Regions from separate parts of the Homo sapiens genome. Here region 1 is linked to region 2. Evidence: chromatin loops called from intact Hi-C (ENCODE). Cell type or tissue: Caco-2. All regions are shown on one strand.

Region 1 (8,000 bases), 460 kb after region 2:
GATCAAAGATCAAAAAGTATAGCTTTTTGATGTAACCTCCAACAAAGTTTATGCAAGGATACTTTAGGAAGTGACAGTGTTCAGCCAGAACAAGTTTATCCTACTTCCATCCATATCCAGACCAGATAAAACTCTCATAAAGTGAGGAGAATTGAAAGCATTTAGACATTGGTTGTTCTCTATGCCTTGCTTTCCACCTTCATCCCAGGATACATCTGAGGGGGACTTTGCAGCAGCAATAGGACTTCTCAGAACCCCTGGGAATGGTTCGAGAGTTGAGAAGACCTATGAACTCCCAGTCCCTTCCAGACTCTGGTAATTGGCAGCCTTGCTAGTGCCCTCCCATTAAAAGTTGTGAAAACTAGAATCAAGAAGTCTATGAGGGGTAATAGGAACATGTTATGGCTTCTGGCTACCCTAGAGGGGTGCATGAGAGCAGCTAAGACTTCTCAGTGCCCAACAGAAAGAGTACAGAAGCTGGATGAGAAAGGGATTGATAAAGCCTGGAGTCGGTTTCTTTAGCTAAGATAAGGGGCTCTGTAGCAGCAACTATGTGCACAACTGCACGTAGTTAATAATAAATAATCCCAGCCAGGGATTATTTTAGGATGTGGTTATCTCAGAAGAATGCCAGTGTAGGCTGGACAATGAAAACTTAGTCACTAACTCTATCACTAAATTTGAGTATGTTTGTTTGGGAGTGATTAGAATCAGGTGGGCTTAATATTTGTTTTTTGGTTTTTGTTTTATTCTTCAAGCAGAATGGGGGCTTTTTATAGAAAGAAAATACAGTTTCAGTAAAAAATAAAGGTACATTTTGTACCTATGCTGTACCAGGAAGACTGAGGCCAGGCTTGGAGAAGCTAGGATCCTTATCCAGACCATTTGTTCCAAAGCCAAGGGTGGGAATCAAGGTAAATCCCATATTCTCTACCCTAGAATTATACCAATTTTCAGAACTGAAATATCAACAGTTTAACTTGTGTTATTTCATACTCTATATGAATGAGTACATCTACTAACCAAGTTACATGTGTTGAATAATAATACATGTTTCCAATTTTAAACCAAGGGACATATAGTTAATTGTCAGTATTTCCTATCACCTTGAATTGATCTAATCCTTCCAGGGCAAGTGAAACTTATTGTTTGTATTAATATCTTTAGTGTTATCATGGAAAAGTAGAGATTAGGTCCTTCTGGAGAATTTCTGAATTCCTCAAATTCCAACCACAAAGTCACTAACATTAGTCTCCATTTTGCACATGAGGGAATGTACAAGACACATGGGCAGTAATTCACTCAAGTTCATATAGCTAGGAGATGGTATGTAGTCAAAAAGAGAAGTAAAGAGGGTATATTACTCTCATTATGAAAAATAAGACTTCTAATCTAAGAAAAGTATTTAAAGTTGTATTTAAAACTTGTAGAGTCACCTTATATATCCAAATATACATCAGACTGACATAGGAACAATACTGTAAAATTGTTGTTGAGAATATTCTTAATTACATAACTCACTGGCCCCTATACAATACCTCATTTGACAAAATTTCCTTCTTATAAAAATTTGGCTTTCTTTGGGAGAGTGATATATTTCTCTCTTCACGTGAGTAATTAAACTCAGTCAATCTTTTTACGTTGTTGTCTGGAAAATCAAAGTAAGGCATATCTACCCAGTTGCTGTAAATTGATTTTCTTCTCTAAGTCTTGTTTTTCCTCTTATATGCCATTTTATTTTCTGAATAACATCACTTCAGTGAAACAAATATAAATACCTACTATACAGTCAACCCAACGTTAATAAGCCCCATAATTCACCTGCTTAACGATGAGGGAGACTTCGTTGTCAGTAAACTTGAAAGCTAAGGATATGATTCCCACTCTCTCCCTCAACCAAAGCATTTTATTCTCAGCTGTTCTGACTTAGGAAAAGAGTCACGATTCTTCATAAGAGGGGAAGCAGGACTACTGGGTGATCAGTCTTTCCAAGTGGAATTTTGGCTTCTAGGCTCATATTGACAAAGTCCTCTCTTATTTTCTTTGCTTGAGCGCTATTGTTGGGAACATGCCCAGTATTGTAAATGCATATTGCCCACAGTTCTTGCAATTGGCTAAAAAGAAAAAAAAAAAACCAACCCAGGCTCAGTGGTTCATGCCTGTAATTCCAGCACTTTGGGAGGCTGAGGCGGGTGGATCACCTTAGGTCTGAAGTTAGAGACCAGCGTAACCAACATGGTGAAATCCTGTCTCTACTAAAAATACAAAAATTACCTGGACATGGTGGTGGGCGACTGTAATCCCAGCTACTTGGGAGGCTGAGGCAGGAGAATCACTAGAACCCGGGAGGCAGAGGTTGCAGTGAGCTGAGATTGCACTCCAGCCTGGGAGACAGAGCGAGACTCCATCTAAGAAAAGAAAAAGAAAAACCAAAAAAAAGTGCACAGGAACAAGATAAAAAATTAGCCCAACTGTTACTGGGTTGAAGATTTTTCTCAAATTTTGCCCTTTAAGCCTGTCTTTCTCTTTATATGCTCTTGAACCTGAGTTGGTCCTTCATTGATAATATGTGAGCATAATACAAACCAAATAGCATGAAACACAGAAGGGGCAACTGTTTGAAATGGCTGTTTTGACATGTTCTCTTTCCTAGGCGATAGAGCAGTTTTCATACAAATATCAAACATTAGTGAGCTACTGGTAGAAAAAAAAGTAATCAATTCACTTATTTCCCCAATTAAAATCTGAGTACCTCTACTCAATGCTAACTTTTAAAATATGTTTCTTCATTATTCCTAATGAGATAAAATAGCTATTAATAATAGCTAACATTTTGAGGACTTACTATGTGCCACACACTGCACTAAGTGCTTTACATATATTTCTTCTGTGTATTCTTAGTACCTTGTGACAGAACTCAACTCTATCATTATAAGAATTTCTTTAGGGCAGCTAGACTATTCTATTTCTTTGACACCCAGTAAATGCTAAATATGTTTTTCTTGTATAAACTCATTGAAATTCTTCAAGGCAAAAAAAAAAAAACAACCACTTTATTCTGGGAAGAAATGCAGAGACAGGAATAGGTAGTGAATATACTTCTTGGAGCAAGAGGAAGAATAAATGCAGGTAATTAATGTATAACCAGAAGAAATGCAATCTCAGAGATGGGAGAATACTGCTGAAGACCTCCATGTCTATTTCCTAACCTATAACAATATATTTCTTAAGAAAATATTGCCCAAGAGAACAGAATTCTCCAGAATGCCTTTTCACATTTCACAAGAATCTGCACTGTACTCTGGTCATCTTCAGGGTAAGGCCTCAGGTTTGGAGGAATTTCTAGATTACATCATACGCCAACACTGACATCTGCTGGAAATGCACATTGCTCACAGTTCCTGCAGTTGGTTAAGTAGAAATAAAGTGCAAAGAAACATTTGTTTTATTGAGATGATAATCTTGGCAAACAAATTTTTAGGGATAAACATGGCCATAGGATTTTTACTCTAAATTACTAATTGTTATATACATAAGCCTTAGCATGGTCCAAATAAGCGTATTTGATATTTTTAAAAGCAAAACATTATACATATCTCTGAATATGAAGAATTTAATTTCATCCCATGTTTCGTAAGTAGCATGGTTATTGTTCTCTGGATTAGAGAAAAAATTAAATTAGTTGGAGGCCTCACTTTTCATTGATATGTGAACACAGTTTTGACAAATGATTTGTTGCTGTGGTTTGTATTATTCTGCCCATTCTTCTAAGTTTTCTTCCTGCTGTCTCACTTGTGATATGAATTAGGTATTTGAGGAATAGTGAAATTGAAGAAGAATACACTTTCCTACCCTTGGCTACATATAAATTTTAAGTATAATCTAATGCAAAATATTCCTTGCTACACTAATCTTTCATTTACTGAAACTTTTCAGTAAAAGAAAAATAATTCTACAACTTAAAAATTATTTTGTTTCATTTTTTCAGAAAAAAAAATCTGTATATTTTCCATGGGTATCTGTAAAAATTACCTCCTAGTTTCCTAGCATAAGCCTTGCATGTTAGGAAATATTAATATTTTCTTCTGAATTTATCTTATAAGTTATCCTTTTGGGAAAATATTTATTTTGTCCCTTTAAAAAATCTTTGCATTATAAAACATAGCAAGGAAATACAAAAAGTATATCATATACAAATGTGCAGTTTAATGTATTATGGAAAGATGGGCACTCATGTAACCACCACTCAGATAAAGAAATAGAACACTGCCAACATGTTTCAGAAAATCCTCATTGCCCCTTTTGTATTACATTTCACATCTTGGTTCCTTTTACAGTTTAACCCCTGAGTATACATTTTTAAATACTATGGTTTAGTTTTGCCTTTTGCTGTGATTTATACCTCTTCCTTGATTAGTATTATTCAATTTTATGAACATATAACCATTTTTTGAACCAAAGTGTTCTTGATGAACTTTTGGGTTGTTTCTGATGTGGAGCTGTTTCTAATTCTAATATAAGCATTTTTGTCCAAGTCTTTTGGTGCATATACAGGCATTTCTGTTGGATATAAATCTAAGAATGAATTTGCTAGCTCATAGGTTATAGGTCTTCAACTTCAGTAACACCAATATATTTTAATAACGTGGTTTTACCAATTTGATCTCTACCCAGAAGTACATGGTGTTTCATTTACTTCACATCTTCACCAACACCTGATATGGATACTTTCTCATCTTGGCAATTGGGATGGAGTGAGTAGAGGCATTTCATTTGGTTTTTAACTTGTGTTGAATATCCTCTTTTATAAAGTACCTGTATAAGCCCCTTGCCCTTTTTCCTAATGGGGTGTCAGTCTTTTCAAAAACATATTTCCAGAAATTCTTCATAAATTCGGTTTATTTGCCCTTTGTTGTTGTGTTGCAAATACCTACTCCTATTAATGCAGACCTATGACAGAAAAATCAAGATTCCTTTAATGAGCTGTTTTGGCTTGGAGACTGTTGACCCGGCTGAAACTTTCCTGGAATTGTGCTTCAGTTTGAAAATGTTTCTACCCTAGTGCCCTTTCCTTCACAGTTGTCAGGTCTATAGGACGGTTTGACATCTCCTTTTAATTTCTGTGGCTCCTTCCCCACTAAGTCTCTTGCATTTTTGATCTATCTTGGCATCTATTTCCCAGAGGACCCTAAGTAATACAGTCCCTGTACTTATTATTCCAATTTGCCACCATGTTGTCTTTTATCCAACAGCTGGTTTCCTTGCGTGCAATTTTACCTTCACAAATCCTCTGTCAGCAGCAACCAGAATAATCCATCTGTCCATAGCTGCCCCCTGAAAGTGTAAACTCGCTATTGAGGCCCATCAGATCTCCATAATCCCATACCAGTCTATCGCATCAGTGTCTTCATCTGGCCCTCTCAGCCTCTCATTTTATGTGATAATGGTATCAACTTTGTTGATGCCTTCCACTCAGGTCTTGTATTTGTTTCCTCTGTGCCTTAGTAAGGTGGCCTCCTCTGCCTGGGATAATCTTCCTTCCTCTTTTCCTAAATACAGCTGCTCATCTTGTTGGCACCCCCTCCAGGAGAACTTCTCACATCACCTCAAGCTGGATTTACTGCTGGACCCCACCAAACACCCTACCCCCTCAATACTCCTAGGTCTTACATGTTACTGCCTTGTGACTTTCTCCCCAAGGGAAACACAGCCTCCACCAGAGCAGCGACAGTACCTTACTCGTTTCATCTGCGTATGTCTAGTGCTAGCACATACTTAGCTTAAAGTAATCAGTAGATTTTTTTGTAAAATCCAAAGTGTTGGGCTCTAGTAATTTAAGAATTTGCTATTTTTAGAAACTCTTAAAATAAAAAATAATCGATTAGTTTGTTCAAGTGTTTTGAACCATTAGAGAGCAAGTTATTTGTATTTTGGGAGATGACGCGAGTAAAACGGTGACTGCCCAGTTTTCGTCATTTTAGGGTTACAGGAAGCTCCACCAGAGGGCGAGCAAGAGAAGGAAAACAACATAAATTAGAATCAGTCTGTTGTATACTGATAGCAAATCTGGAGGAAAACTTTTAAAATGGTAATACTAATAACTAGCGTGGTGGCTCAAACCTGTAATCCCAGCACTTTGGGAGGCCGAGGTGGGTGGATCACCTGAGGTAAGGAGTTCAAGACCAGTCTGGCCAACATGGTGAAATCCCGTCTCTACTAAAAATACAAAAATTAGCCGGGTGTGGTGGCACGTGCCTATAGTCCCAGCTATCCAGCAGGCTGAGGCAGAAGAATCACTGTAGTCCGGGAGGTGGAGGTTGCAATGAGCCTAGATAGCACCACTGCACTCCAGCCTGGGCAACAGAGCGAGACTCTGTCAAAAAAAAAAAAAAAAAAAAAACACCTGACTAAATTGAGTTCTAAATTTCTGAATTTTGTGGAGAACTAGTTTCTTTGTCCATCCTTATCTATTTGTTTTTGAAACAAGACTAATAAATAAACTAATACATTGATTTTATCTTTTGGAGTCTTGAAAAAAATGCAATGAGGCAACTATTTCAATAATTTTTCTTATATAAAATATTTCCTTCATATACATATGCATGTGGTGGGTAAGAACTTGATAATAACAAATGAAAGAATTTCAAATTTCAAAAGATATCCACATTATACCAACACATCCAATCAATTCAAGTTAAAGACACAGTATCATTAGAGTTTGTAGGACCAAAATGCGGGTGATTGTCACATTTTGTCTTAACCAACTTGAGGTCTGGTTACTGTGCAATTATAGAAGGCATATAGTAATATTCTCCTTATCCTCATGAACATGATAATGCCTTTAGAAAGTTGCATGACACTGAAAACCAGGGGAAAAACTGTGAATTTGGGGAAATTTGTGTTCCAACACAGACCTATCTTCTGGGCTCCTTCTCTTCCATTTCTCCTTAGGAATCAGTGGCCTTTCTCTTTTCCCATAACACTAGGCAGTCTTTTAGCATATCAGTTATCAGTTTGTATTTTAACTAGTTGTTGACACGTATATCTTGCCCACTCTTCACTGGATTCTTTGAGCACAGACTTTTGTGGATTAATCTGTCTACCACAGTGCTTAGCAGATTAGCATTCTGTAAATTCCTATGAGGAGAACAGAAAAAAACAAAAGAATGAAGAGAGGGTGGAAAAGGGATGAAAGGAGGGAAGAAGGAAATAAACTAATATGGATTTAAGTCACTTTCCAATAAAGTCTCCTTAAAGTTTTTAAATCTCATTAACTATGAATTTTTAAATTCATGTCTAACTCAGCGATTGTTAATTAGCTGTGAACAAGTGGGAAATTGTAGGAGAATATGGTGGTTTCTCAGACCCCCTTATCAAATGAAGTAACTGTTCGATACACATTTTCATAATGAAGGTTCTCCTGGGAGATGAGATAGCCTAAATAGAGATCAGAGCTTCGAGCCCTATGAAATAATATAAAGGGAACAGGATGAAAGAAAAATACACACAACTAATTAAAGCAAGATAGATATGTTAAAAAGCATTCAACTGTAAGTATATATTCTGTACGAATCAATGTCCACTGCAGTTCTTACAATTTGTTCACAGGTGGATGGCCTATGTTCCTCCTATGCTCTGCTGTTGTTGCTAATTAGCACAGGTGTGAGGTGCCAAGGGAAAGAAACCAAAACATAAATAAAAACAGTTCAGCAGATGGTAAGGAAAGGCATTTGAATGCAAGGCAAGAGATTCATAAGTTCAGAATTAGAAATATTTTAAGGGATGCAGAGAGAACGTAAAGGTATGTTCTCTTTCACCACAGATGCTTTATAAGAAAATGTTCATAACGTATACCACTCATACCAGAATATTCCTTCCCACACATCCTTCTCTCCATAGACAGCGAGTTAGGTAATCACATCTTTGTATTCAAGCGAGGGAAGTTTTAATTAAACACATTCTAAAATACTGTATTTGGTGGTATAGTTTGGGCTTTTGGG
Region 2 (8,000 bases):
AACAAAAGAGAGTGTCATTTTTCTGGGTTTCTGTAGGTGTCAAAAGTTGACAAAGAGATAATTTTCTAGGAGCATTATACCTCTGCTTTCATAAAATGTTTATTAATGTGCATTTAGCAGAGTGTTTTATATCTCCCAGTGTGAGGTCACCACAGGGATCTTTCTGGCAATTGTAAGAAGCTGTGCTATATATGCAATAAGGAGGGAGTGGTTTGTAAGACAAGCAGAGCTATTTCCAAGAAATAAAATTCTGCCCAACAGGTTTAGACACAGTCTTAGCTGTGCAAATGGATAATTACACTTGGTTATAACAGGTACAAAGAGCCATGCCAACCAAGCAAAGTCTGCCAAGTTCAGTACCAGAAAGGCCATGGGTCAGGCCTAACCAATGGCAGTCATGTTTACGAGATACTCCTCAGTCTGTATATAGAACGGTCGTGTTCCCTTGCTCTAATGTCACTTAAGTAACCTGAGAAAATGTGGGCTACCATTTCTTCCACTGTGGTTCCAATGAAGGCTTTTTGTAATGATAGTGTTCTACTGAAATTATGAGCTTAACCACATTTATTCACCAAAGCCCCCTTTACCACAAACTTTTCGAGTATTAAAACTATAAATGGTACAAACAACAAAAATAAGATACTTTTTTAATCCATAAGTCCATTATCTGGATGCAGTTTCCATTGTACTTCATGCAGTTCTTAAAATGGTAAGAACTATTACTGTTCTTACTGTATTCTATATCTAGGTTAGATATAGACTCACAATTCCTTTCTTCCCTGTGTACCTCCTACTATACACAAACACACACACAGACACACAGACACACAGACACACACACAAAACCACAGACACATACACACACATACATGCACACATAAAGTTAGGGAAAAATAGTCCTCCCAGAAAAATTTCTGATGGCACATTAAAAAGGGAGTGCCTTTGGCTTTTAGACTAACATACCTCTTTCGGGTAATAGATTCTCCCCAGACAGGTTTAGACACAAAAACTCAGCCACTCAACTCATTACAGTAGGGAAAACTAGTTTATGAATGTGTAAAATTAACTAATCAACTGTTATCTTGGTGTTTTAAAATCTTAACTTAGATGTAATTTTTAAATAATTTATTTGGCAGTGTGACTGACATTTCAACACAAAAAAGATTGTGGAGAAGCACTAAATAGTCATAGAGCAAAATACTTTATAAGAATAATAGTAATTATTGAGGTGTGTTTCACACATTTAGTGTCTACACATACACAAAGACAAAAGCTTGGTGTGGGCCATTATTAAATCCTAAGATGGTTCATATACCCTTAGTTGCTTTTATAAAAGTGAGTCTTTGTAACCGTGGAAATGATCTTGGTTCTCCAGGCAAAGGTATAGCATGAAGATGACTCAGATAACTATAAAGAACTTTTTTAAAACCTCAATTCATTGGTAGTCTTCACTCTCTGTCATGCTTAATTATTGCCAGTAGTAAATGTTGTTGGGGCATCAGTTGACCCCATATTTCTCTGCTTATTTGTTTATTTTTTATTTTTTGAGACAGAGTCTTGCTCTGTCACCCAGGCTGGAGTGCAGTGGCACGATCTCAGCTCAATGCAACCTCCGCTTCCTGGGTTCAAGCAATTCTCCTATCTCAGCCTCCTGAGTAGCTGGGACTACAGGTGCATGCCACCACACCTGGCTAATTTTTGTGTTTTTAGTAGAGATGGGGTTTCACCATATTGGTCAGGCTGGTCTTGAATTCCTGACCTCAGGTGGTCCACCCACCTTGGCCTCCCAAAGTGCTGGGATTACAGGTGTGAGCCACCATGCCCGGCCTTCTCTGCTCACTTTATTGCTCTATTCTTGCTTGTAATAGATGATGTGTTGGACTGACGACTGACTAAATGGTCCATTGACATATTAAGGAAGAACTTACCAACTCTATAGAAATTACAAACCTGAAACAAGAAAAGAAACTGTAGCAGTTACTGGATCCAGGGCCCTAGTAAAGTACCCAGTCATCTCTTGGTACCCCACACTTTGGGGAAACACCCATTCTACATTTCAGGCTTTGTGCTTTAGGTGTTTTTCTTTCTCTCACCTTCAGGGTTGGGTCTTAGGTTGGCCAAAGTCAAGCAGCATAAAACATCCTTTTGATCAGAGTGATTGATTTGGGGATTTACTTACAACTAAGTTTGGGCAATGAGCAGGCCTGGTATTTTTTGTATGTGATAGCAGAGAAAAGTTCTATTTAGGGACTCAAAGCTGAGAAAGTATACATTCTGGAGCTGCAGTAGCCAACTAGAAATCAAGAGTGGAAAGCTTAGCTGAGAATGAAGAAAATGCATAGACAGCCAAGTTCAGAGATGTAGAGAATTAGGCCTTAGTAACATCATTGGAGCCCCTGAGTTAAGACCCATCTGAAGCCAGCCTTACTCCTGGACTTGTAATCACAGTATACAAAAATTTAGTTTGTGCTTATGTCATTTTGGTTGGGTTTTAGGTTACCTGTCATAGAAAAAGTCCTGTTTAGATGCTTGGAGGCAGCATGCTCGTTAAGAGTCATCACCACTCCCTAATCTCAAGTACCCAGGGACACAAACACTGTGGACTAGGAAAACCAGAGACCTTTGTTCACTTGTTTATCTGCTGACCTTCCCTCCACTATTTTCCTATGACCCTGCCAAATCCCCCTCTGCGAGAAACACCCAAGAATGATCAATAAAAATAAATAAATAAATTTTTAAAAAAAAGAAGAAAAAAAAAGAAAAAGTCCTGTTTAATATAGCACATTTCCTCATCATCAAAGCACTACTTAGACTTTTACCTTCTCGATTGTGACTCCATTAGAAGGATGATGGCAAGTAATACCACATCCTGACAGCTGTCAATGACATCAAAGATTGGGATCTCATTTCTGCTGATTTGATTACATATATGTGTGTGTGTGTCTACCACATATTGAAACAAGTTTCTTTTTAATGCATTAGTAAATGTCTTATTATTTAAGCAACAGGAGGTTGAGGTTGCTATTTTTCCTTCTAGCAATCTACAAAGCATGAAATATAACCATGTGGCTTGAATGGGGAAAATAAGCCATAGGAAGATCTGGATCTAATATTTTAAGGATTAAATAGATGTCAGGAGAAGAAGGCTGTGCTGATTAATAGAGACCCCTCTAGTGGCCATAAATTGGGGCACAGAGGGAATCAAAATAATATTTTTTTAATCTGAACTGCTCAAGTATTTTGCTTTCCATCCCCTGCAGCTGAAGTTGTCTTATTGTATACAAATGATTTCAGATAAAATTGGATAATGAAAAAATTGTAGCCCATAGGCAAACAGCAGTGTTTTGCATTGGATTGTAGTTTAGCAGTTGACAGGCTTAAAGTGGCTCATAACATACCAGAAAAGAGATGGGGTCAGCTCTTTACTGTGTAATATTCAGTGGCATTATGAAAAATTTGCTAAAGGAAATGTGATACCTCGTAAAGTCCCAGTAGCAGAGGCTAGGAGAAACAGTGTCAGCTATGCAATATTTTACTGCATAAATATGAAGTTTATTTCAAAGATCCTCTCAGTACCTATTAAACAGTATTGAGGGTGCAAGTGTTATACAAGCTGCTCAAAGATATTCTACATTTTGTATTTGTGCAAAATGTTCTAATATATCTGGAATTAAAATGTAACAACTAAACCCAGATAGTGAATGCAATAATAAAGATAATAATAACAAATAGATAGTGTATTTTACTTTCTTCCCTTTGTCATATTCTGTGAGGTAAAATGTCAGAAGTCATCTAAGAGTATTCTGGTATTCCTGAAAAAGTGTTAGCAATTACTTACAATAGTTTGAACTTACAAGAATGGAAACTGGATTGTAGTGAAAGAAAATAAGAAATAAATAGTAACAAATGTCCTCACATATATTTTAAAGAAAACTGTGAGTTTCTAAGAGTAAACTAAAAATAAACTTAAGAAACAAAATAACTTAAGGCTGACTCAAGGCAATCCAAATGTAATAATATGAAATGTTTTGTTCAATGGATATCTTTCAGGGTGAATTTGGCTACTTAATGTGGTTCTGATAACCTGGCAGCAGACTTGGTCTGTGAAGTGCCTAGGCTAATGGATAGAAGATAAAGGTAAGTCTGACTTGCAGAATCTTCAAAGGGTTTCAATAATATATCCCATAACCTAATGGGAGCTACCCTGCAGTTTTACTAAATCAAAGGATGTATACTCTGTCAAAGAATGTATGCTTTGACAGTGACTTATGTAAATCATTCCAGATACCCACTTCATTACAACATTTCACCACAATCTATTCACAGTTTAACACCTCACTTTCACCAAAAGCATTAGGGAGTAAGATGTCAGCTGGTCTTCTAACCTGGGAATACTTGCACCTGAAGGTCTCCTCCTGTCTTCTTGCTACGAGCTTCTGGCATATTATGACATTTAACGTCTGCCCATAAAAACTGGTGCTCCAGCTTTACTAGACAGATTGGTACCAATAATATCATTTAGGTATTTCCAAGTTTAAACATCAATAGATAAAAAATACTAACATTGCATAATTCTGCAAGCAGGTCATTGGAAGTATGAACAAATATTAACCAAAGAAATCCAGGTTGTCTCTGGCAATTCCTAACAAAGAATTCAAAGGATTACAGTATTGCCTAAGGATGGGAGTAATCAGAACAAAAACCACTGCTTAAATGGAGGGTCCAAATTAGCCCCCCAGTTTTGATGTTTATAACTAAGAAATTTGAGAATTAGGGGTTAAAGGAGCTGACACAAGTCATATAGATAAGAAATGGAGGAGTCAGGATTTCAAGGGAGTCTGATTCTCGAGACCTTCCATTTAGCTACTATTCCTGAGAACAGCAATACAAGTACCACAGTTACGTCTTAAGGTGACACTCTAACTCAAGAAATGCATTGTAGCATGGAGAAAACAGTCCATTTGGAAAATCATTGACAAAAATTTAAAAGTAATTAGATTTGAATCATCTGGATAGAATTCAATATGAGTTTCCATTTCAGAATCATTCTGTTCTCTAATGATGTCAAATTCTTTTTAGAAGATTTTCCATAATGCTATTTAAATTTGCACAGCAAAAAAGAATCCATGTGTTACCATATTTTCTTTACGATACCTTTCATTCATGCATTCATTCAACTAATGTTTATGGAGTGCCTTCAAAGTGGTCAGGCATTCTTTTAGGTTCTGTGTATACATCAGAGAACAAAACAATAAGGACAGTATCTTGACCTCATAAAGCTTATATTCTAATATGGAAAGACAGAAAATAAATGTAAGAAATAACTATATTACACAGTATATAGTATAGTGAAAAGATATTTAGTACTATAAAAAATAAAGCATGGTAAGTAGACTTGAACTGCTGGAGTAGGGGATTCATTTAAATAGGGTGAACAGTGTAGGCTTCATAGAGAAGGTGACATTTCAGCAAAGACTTAAAGAGGTAAGAGAAGGAGCCATACAGATAGATATCTGGAAGAAGAGCATTACAGACAGATAGAGAAAACAGCCACTGCAAAGATTCTGAAGTGGAAATAGCTCAGCGTTTTTGAAGAATAGGAAGGTGTATATGTCTGAGTCAGAGCAAACAAGGGGTATGGTAGTAGGTGATAGGATCAGACAGATGCAGTCCTTCAGGTCCTTGTACTGATTTAGGTCTTCAGTATGCATGAAATAAGCCACCAGGAGGGTTTGACAGAAGAGTGACATGATCTAACTTAGTATTTCAACAGTGTCACTCTGCTTGTGTTGAGACAAGGCTGCAGGAAGGAAAAGTTAGAAGTGTAGTACCTGTTATTAGAATAATCCAGGTGAGAGTTGGTGCTGATTTGGATTGTGGTGGGATTGGTTGAGATGGTAACAAATAATATTATTCTAGATATGTTTTGAAGGCAGAGCTAACAAGGATTCTGGTGCATGAGATTAAGGGTGGGAGAGAAAGAAAGAAGAATTACTATCAGGCTTTCAGCTTGGGCAATGAAAGTTTGAAGTTGCCATTTACTGAGATGTTAAGAGTATAGGTGTAGCTGGTTTGGGGGTAACTAGATGAGTCTGGAGTTCAGGGAAATCTTGACAAAAACATCCACTTTATGCCTGTATATGGGAGATATTTACTTAAAGCTATGAATTAGGATGCACAATGGCAAATAGATAAACACATTTTATATTTTAATCAATTTGCCAGATTAAATATACAGAGAAATCCCTCATGGTGTGGAACACCTGAAATGCTAGATAAAATATGACAAGCTTTAAATAAATAAGCCTGAGCTCTAGTAATAGAAAGAATTGGAGGCCAAAGAATGAAGAGTGATTCAACAGCAGCAAGCTCCATCTAGAGTTTGTTTTTAATCTGAGGGCGTCTGTCAATTCCTGATGGCTCAGGGCTTGGATTTTTACTGGGCACATATTTTTGGCTCTGGAAACAAAGCTTCAAGCCCTAAAAGTATGGTGGTCAGATCAGAAGTACTTTAGTAAAGCGGAAAAATTCAAAGTACAACTCTCATAGAAAGTATATTAGGGTAGGCTAGGCGTGGTGGCTCACGCCTATAATCCTAGCACTTTGGGAGGCTGAGGCGGGCGATCACCTGAGATCAGCAGTTCGAGACCAGCCTGGCCAACATAGTGAAACCCCATCTCTACTAAAAATACAAAAATTAGCCAGGCATGGTGGCGGGCGCCTATAATCCCAGCTACTCAGGAGGCTGAGGCAGGAGAATTGCTTGAAACCCGGGGGGTGGAGGTTGCAGTGAGCCAACATCACACCACTGCACTCCAGCCTGGGTGACAGAGGGAAACTCCACCTAAAAAAAAAAAAAAAAGAATATATTAGGGCAAATCAACCCACCACTATCACCAAGGTTATTATAGACTTGGGACTAGCTGGAGGCATGTACTTTTGTGGGTTAGGGGACAGTATTAACAATACCTGTGTGGTCCACGAAAACTCTCAGCCTGAAAATTAAGTTTCTGACATTGGCCTGGGTTGTTGGTGACATCAGGAATAAAGCTAAAGCAAAAACAATTCCTCTCTGAAGGAGATGACTTAGTTACTTACACATTTAAGATATTTCCTTCTGTCTGTCTCTGTTCTCCTGTCCCACTTTTATCAAGACGTTCTTTCCATGGTTTCTATTGCCTTTTATCCTGTTCCATTTTAATCCCATCCTCTGCAGTTTTCCTCTGTGTGGAGCTCCATTTTGGAAGAGAACTTAGTGGGCCAATTTTCAGAGTTCACAGAAACTAGACGACTTCAGTCCTTTTCAACCTACTGTAAGCTCTTGAATTCACTTGCCACTGGAGTGGGTAAAACCCCTTGTAGTTTTAGCTGCTGCCTCAAACTGCCCCACGGCACTTTCGAGTGAATGGCTGTTGGCTGTTTTATGGTTCTTCTCTTCTTAGATGCCAGGTTGCTTCCCATTGCTTCCTCCTGCATAGCTGCTGCTAGCATGCATGTCTTGTGGTTGTTGGTGAATGGTCCTCACTTGCTTGCATTCTTGGCTTCATGGGGATACCCTGTCTTCTAGTTATTCTAAATATTGTCTTTGGGGATTTTGGTTTTGTTATGTTGTTTCTCTTTTTTTTTATTTTTATTTTTTTGAGACTGAGCTTCTCTCTTGTTGCCCAGGCTGGGGTGCAGTGGCACGATATCGGCTCACTGCAACCTTCGTCTCCTGGGTCTGAGCGATTCTCCTGCCTCAGCCTCCTGAGTAGCTGGGATTACAGGCGCCCACCAACATGCCCGGCTAATTTTTCGTATTTTTAGTAGAGACAGAGTTTCACGAAGTTGGTCAGGCTGGTCTTGAGCTCCTGACCTCAGGTGATCCACCCACCTTGGCCTCCCAAAGTGCTGGGATTACATGTGTGAGCCACCGTGCCCGGCTGTTTCTCTGTTTTTAAATGGGGATTATGGAAGTATCAGAAAATAATGCCCCCTGTTGCTGCCATCTTCTAGACTGC

Evidence for each region. A loop is a pair of places that touch in the nucleus more often than their neighbours do. Peaks named below come from ENCODE experiments on the same cell type or tissue, not always from the same donor. Only the 100,000 strongest peaks of a DNase experiment are listed, where the experiment ranks them.
Region 1: a loop joins it to region 2, with 12 times the contacts of the local background. A loop is called at or near these places in 4 of 110 quality-filtered maps.

Annotation. Positions count from the first base shown.
Region 1 is chr3:152,470,146-152,478,145 of GRCh38, reverse strand. No RefSeq gene overlaps it. Among named protein-coding and RNA genes, the nearest start is that of MBNL1-AS1, 200 kb to the right of the region's middle. In Caco-2, CTCF peaks have their summits at 3,384 (motif pointing left) and 5,992 (motif pointing right); DNase peaks (open chromatin) are centred at 3,355 and 6,005.
Region 2 is chr3:152,934,346-152,942,345 of GRCh38, reverse strand. No RefSeq gene overlaps it. Among named protein-coding and RNA genes, the nearest start is that of P2RY1, 100 kb to the right of the region's middle. In Caco-2, no CTCF peak of the experiment used is centred here; no DNase peak of the experiment used is centred here.